Regions from separate parts of the Mus musculus genome. Here region 2 is linked to region 1. Evidence: chromatin contacts called from ENCODE Hi-C or POLR2A ChIA-PET data. All regions are on one chromosome and are shown on one strand. The core of a region is the stretch at or near the end of the contact, and the rest is flanking DNA. Distances in the headings are between cores, read along the strand shown.

Region 1 (2,781 bases), core at 137-2,636:
AAGTGATAGACTCCAACAGAAGAAATGTTCTTTTTGAAACTGTACTGAGGATTGAACCCTGGGCATAGATAGTGTTAGACAAGCACTCTAACCACTGAGCTATATCATCAGCTTTTACTAGGACAAGGTCTCACGAGGCTTTGAACTCCTTATGTAGCTTAGGCAGGGCTTGAATTTGTGACCATCTCTCCCCAGCCTACCAAGTAGCAGACTGAGATAAAGCCTATGTTCTTAAGTGGCTCTGGAGATTATAATGCCTGCTCCAGAGATACTGGGCCAGTTGAGAAGAAAGGAGATAGAGGTTAAATCTACAGAGAATCCAGGAGAGCCTGGCAAGAGGCAGAAGGCCCCTGGCTTAGATGTGTGCCTGCTTCCTAGTATCCCTGCAGGGCCTGGCACTTGGAGTGCTAACTCCATCCAGCCTATTGCCTCCCTCTGCTAGTGAGGCACAGGTCCAGCTGACATGCTGCCAGCAGCCATATGCCTAGCACGGAAGTGACTCCTGGCACAGACTACCCTGAGCATCCAAGCCTCAGTAGCTTCACGATCCCTACATACTTCAAGGTCAGTGGCACTGTCCCTGTCTAGAAGAAAAGGGACTGGGTAAGGGCAAGAATTTCTCAGAATGGAACAAGTGGTTTATAAGTATGACTTGTGGGGTCAGCTTTTCCCAAATCTGTCATCTAGAGAAAATACTAAACTTCTCTGTAGATCATTTGCCTCTTGTGGGCACAAGGACAGAAATTATAGCACTTACTTTGGTGAAGATGGTACGAAATATGCTAAGACAGTTCCTCAGAAGGGCTTACTATCAGAGCCCATTCCCTCCCCTGCCTACCTTCAGCCCACCAATCTCACTATGTTTAAAAGGCCTGCTCTGTTAAAATGACTCAGGCCCCTGGGTATGGAGGTAGGCGGAGAATGTGTGCTGTCCAGACAACGACAATTTCCCCATTATCTCGTACTAGTTACAAAGTCCAGGCCCATATACAGTTTGGCAAAGGGACAGAGCTCTGTAAAGAATCTCCCAACCAGCCACTTCTAGACTAGCTGGGACTCGCTTTCCACACCTGCACAGTGGATGAGCTGGAGAAACACCTTTAGTGCCTTCCTCCTACCCCTAGCCCTCCTTCTACCCTAAGCACCTTGTGCATCAGCTGATAGAAGAGCCCCAGTCTGTGAGCGACGCCCAGCACGGCAGCCACCAGCGTCCCAAACGCCAGGAGCAGGAAGGAGGGGAAGAAGCCTCCCGCAGATGCAGCGGCCGCAGAAGTTTCCATGAGGCAGAACCTAAGTAAGAAAGCACAGAGCCAGAATCTTAGTACTATAATCTAATCCGGAAGCAGGATCGTCCGCCGGACCTGGGCCACACCTCCCCGACCTGCCAGGCCACGCCCACAGACGCATCTAGACTGGACTTAAAGCCACGCCCCAGTGAGGCTAAGTCCGCCCCCTGACGTCACCACCTTCAAACTAAAAGTAGGCCACAGCAGGTCAAGGCGATCGCAGTAGCACCGAAACAAGGTTGAAATTCCTACTTACCTATCTGTTAACGAGCCCATGCAGAACCCACCCTCCTCAACGCTGGACTGGGGCTCAGCGGAGAGCCCGCCTCGCGCTTACATCATTGAGTCGTAAGGCCACACCCCCATCGGATCGCGCAGCCTAGGGTACGCTCCCCCACCCTCCCCACACACACCAGACTCTTGACCTTTGGCCTTCAGCCGAGGTCACTTTTCAATAGGATGCGCCTTCAGCTCCACTACATAGAACTCCCTTCCACCCATCCCCAAACAAGGCCCTATGACCTTTGCCTATAGGAAAGGTCCCTGACTGCAGTGGAACTCTGCCGCTTCTGGGTCACGTGACTGGGGAGTGTGGAGTGGTGCCCCTTTTGCCCACTTGGCTCTGCAGCGCCCCGTAGTTCAACGAGACGCGCGTGCGCCAAACTGGAGTCTCGCTGAAAAAGCTATCCGAAAGAGACGTTTATCATTGGTCGCTTCTCTCTCTCGCCTCTAATTGGCTAACATTACACCGCGCCTTCCACACCCGCGAGAACCATCTCGCGGCACGTTCCACGGGCGTGGACTGTGACACACCCCCCACCCGAGCTCCCCAGAACCCGCATTCCCGACCGCAACATATGCAAGCCCCTCCCCTTCCTGGACCACTGTGAGGCTTTGCAGGATGTTTAGAGAACTCCCTAGTGTTTGGTGCCAGGCCGGTTCAGTCATTTTCCAGGTTTCCAGCATCTGGGGACCTTTTACAAACTCCGATCTGTCTTACAAATCCCTTTCTCCAATTTATGTCTTTTTCTTTGACTGGCTTTTAATCAGGACCATCTGTGTAACCAAGAGTTTTGAGCTATTTGTTGAAGCCTGAACAATGGATATTTAACAATGTAAACCAGTGTAATAGTATGTGCTTTTATTCCCACCATTCCGAGTTCAAGACCAGGCTCTTCTCCATAGTGAGTTCCAGGACAAGCAGGAGTGCATAGAGACCAACCAAAAATCACAATCGCTTCAGCTGTGTCATGTCCACAAGATAGCATTCCACAGCCTTTCTCCCCATCTTTTGGCTCTTATATTCTTTCCACTTCCTCTTCCTTGGTGTTCCCTGACCTTTGCAAGCCATGGTATAAATGCCCTGTTTAAAGCTGATCGTTCAGCCATCCCTTCTCAGCAACTATGGTCTCTGATTAAGTTCTGTGATGGAACATTTGCCTAGCACAGGCAAAGCCATGGGTACCCACAAAAACCTACTCAACTATTTTTAGCC
Region 2 (2,781 bases), core at 85-2,584, 93 kb after region 1:
AGGGGCTCAAACACTCAGCAATTGCCCTTGCCTACGGACTTTGATCTCCTATGCTGTATAATAACAATCAATTGCTCTATTTGTCTGGCAAGCAAGCCTGATTCAGGACAGCCCTGGATTGTCCTTAGATGCAATTCCAGCCACTTGTGGTCCTTCCAGATCCTTCCAGGTCCATGGTAGCCAGCTACTATACCCTAACATCTCCCAGGAATCAGTATAGTGGCTGGCCATGAGTGGAAGGGGAATGGGGACCTGCCACCTTGCTCAGTGACCAGCCAAAAAGTACATTGCAAGAGGCCACCACCTGGCTGCCCAGGCCAGCCCAATCTTCCTGCTGGACCAGCCAGGCAAGGAAGCACCAGTCAGCTGACATTGCCTATGGCTCCCATTCTAGTGCCCATGACACCCTGGTTCCCTCCAAGGCAACCAGTCACAAGCAGGAAGCACCACCTGCCAGAAATGATCAGAGACAACCTCATTCATTACACACCTCACAGGAGAGGCTCTGGGAAGACAACACAAGGCTGCATTCCTTCTAACAGGTTGCTTCCAAAGCCAAACTCAGCAAACTGTTTGCTTGTATTACTGTCTCTTCAGTAATACAAGCAAGCCTGCTGGAGGTGTAGGGTTGCGGTTCTAGCCCCATCCCAGCGATGACAGGCCACCTCAGGAGTGATCAGACCTGTAGTGTGGCTCAGCTTCTTGGGCTCCAACCAGTCTGCGATCTTAACTCAGCCTCCTGAATTTCAGCAGCCCCCGCGGATCCTCCCAGCTCAGCATTTTATCACTCAGGGTTGGCCAGGCCGACCGAAGCAGCAGGTACCCTTAAGAACTACGGTGTGTACCACAGTCAGATAGGGGTGTGCCACATTCACTACCCTACTGTAGGCTCTCCAGAGTACTCCACGCCCCCAGCCTGTGTGCCCCAGGCTCTATCCGAAGCGCGCCCAGCTCCCGATAGGAACCCCAGGGTGGCCCCAAGGGAACCAACGTCATCGCCGCCGCCTTGCACACTAGCGGCCGGGCTGGGTTATAGAAGTGGCGAGGCATGAACCTGCAGAGGGAACATGGCCACCCGGTTGCCCACGTAGCCACGGACTACATGGCTCTGAATAGAGAGCACCCGGCACTCGCCCTCCATGCCGGGCTAGCCTTGGTTGCTGAGGTCACAGTTGCTGTTACGGTCTGCGGATCAGCTCGCTTGTCCCTCCGCGCAGGCGTAGTTTTTGGACTTGGGTGAACTGAGTCTTGGAGTCCCGCTCCGCTAGGGGTGAGCTGGAGGCGGGGCCTCGCTCGTGCCTCGCCTCTCCGGGAAACCAGCTCTGTGGTACTGACCCCTACCCGCTCCTCTGAGCTAGTGCAGCACATCGGCGCCCAAGCCCTCTCTGCACACCCAGGTTAGCACCAAGCCATCTCATCTGGGATTCGCTCCTCAGTGTGGTTAATTCATTCCACGCTGTTCCAACCCGTTGGCCTATGGCGCTGATCACCCCATGGGTGGCACTCCTAAATGCTGCTGTCTAAAAGCTCCCACCCAGCTCCAGTGCTGTAAGACCCTCAGAGATCGGGTGGACTCCTCCAGCCTCATGGCCTCCGTGGAATCCCAGACCCGGTCAGCCGTGTGCTCGGCTGTCTGAACTCTGAACCCCGGGGGTACCTATTCCAGCGATTTCCGGGCTCATGTTCACCTTCTTAGAGCCACTCATGGGTACAACAGACTTGAAGCTGCTGCTCTGGCTTTCCTATTTTCATGCCTCCCCACACACGTGCAATCCTCTCAGTCTTAGAGAAAGTGCACCTCTCTGTCCCATCTCCAGACCTACACTTGGCACTCCTGTGGTCACGGACACATCAGGTTCACAGATCAGCGGCACAGGCCAGCGTGTAAAGTTTGCTTTGTCTTAATGAAATTACTGGGGATGAATGAGGCCAGAGTGAGTGGGGCTAAGAGAAGAAAGGAAGAAAGGAAGGAAGGAAGGAAGGAAGGAAGGAAGGAAGGAAGGAAGGAAGGAAGGAAAGAAGACAGAAAGAAAGAAAGAAAGAAAGAAAGAAAGAAAGAAAGAAAGAAAGAAAGAAAGAAAGAAAGAAAGAAAGAACGAACTGGGGACCAGATCTGCTCTGAAGAGAAAGGAGGAACCCCATTGCTTGGGGAACAGATCAGAAAGAGGAAGTGGTATTGAGGCTCCGTTGGTGGAGTGCATATCAAGGTCCTAGCTTTAACCCCAATCCCTAAAAAGGCAAACAATAAGGAGAAACACATTGTAAGGAATTGTCTTAGTCAGGATTTCTATTCCTGCATAAACATCATGACCAAAAAGCAAATTGGGGGCCGGGCGTGGTGGCACACGCTTTTAATCCTAGCACTTTGGAGGCAGAAGCAGGCAGATTTCTGAGTTCGAGGCCAGCCTGGTCTACAAAGTGAGTTCCAGGACAGCCAGGGCTACACAGAGAAACCCTGTCTCAATAAACCCAAGGGGGGAAAAAAAAGCAAATTGGGGAGGAAAGGGTTTATTCAGCTTACACGTGGCTGTGCATCACCAAAGGAAGTCAGGACTGGAACTCAAGCAAGTCAGGAAGCAGGAGCTGATGCAGAGGCCATGGAAGGATGTTACTTATTGGCTTGCTTCCCCTATCTTGCTCAGCTTGCTTTCTTATAGAACCAAAGACTATCAGCCCAGGCATGGTACCACCCACAATGGACCCTCCCACCCTTGATCACTAATTGAGAAAATGCCTTACAGCTGGATCTCACGGAGGTTCCTCAAGGGAGGCCCCTTTCTC

The links. Hi-C counts contacts between places; a loop is a spot of excess contacts on that map. ChIA-PET counts read pairs that join two places held with the same protein, here RNA polymerase II (POLR2A).
Region 2: a map of T-helper 17 cell shows a loop between it and region 1 (2.0-fold over the local background). The contact joins the enhancer-like site here to the promoter of Ilvbl in region 1. A Hi-C loop is called at or near these places in 2 of 37 maps with a recorded cell type or tissue (T-helper 17 cell and T-helper 2 cell). POLR2A ChIA-PET finds 5 or more read pairs at or near these places in 1 of 5 experiments (Patski).

Annotation. Positions count from the first base shown.
Region 1 is chr10:78,573,596-78,576,376 of GRCm38, reverse strand. It overlaps Ilvbl (ilvB (bacterial acetolactate synthase)-like), which reads right to left and starts at 1,386. Exons shown (of 15, transcript NM_001359302.1): 1 at 1,146-1,386. The coding sequence starts at 1,280.
Region 2 is chr10:78,480,529-78,483,309 of GRCm38, reverse strand. No RefSeq gene overlaps it. Among named protein-coding and RNA genes, the nearest start is that of Gm30232, 4.8 kb to the left of the region's middle. Within about 2 kb of position 1,334, at least 1 of the 3 ENCODE cell types and tissues checked has a DNase peak (open chromatin) inside an H3K27ac peak, as active enhancers do.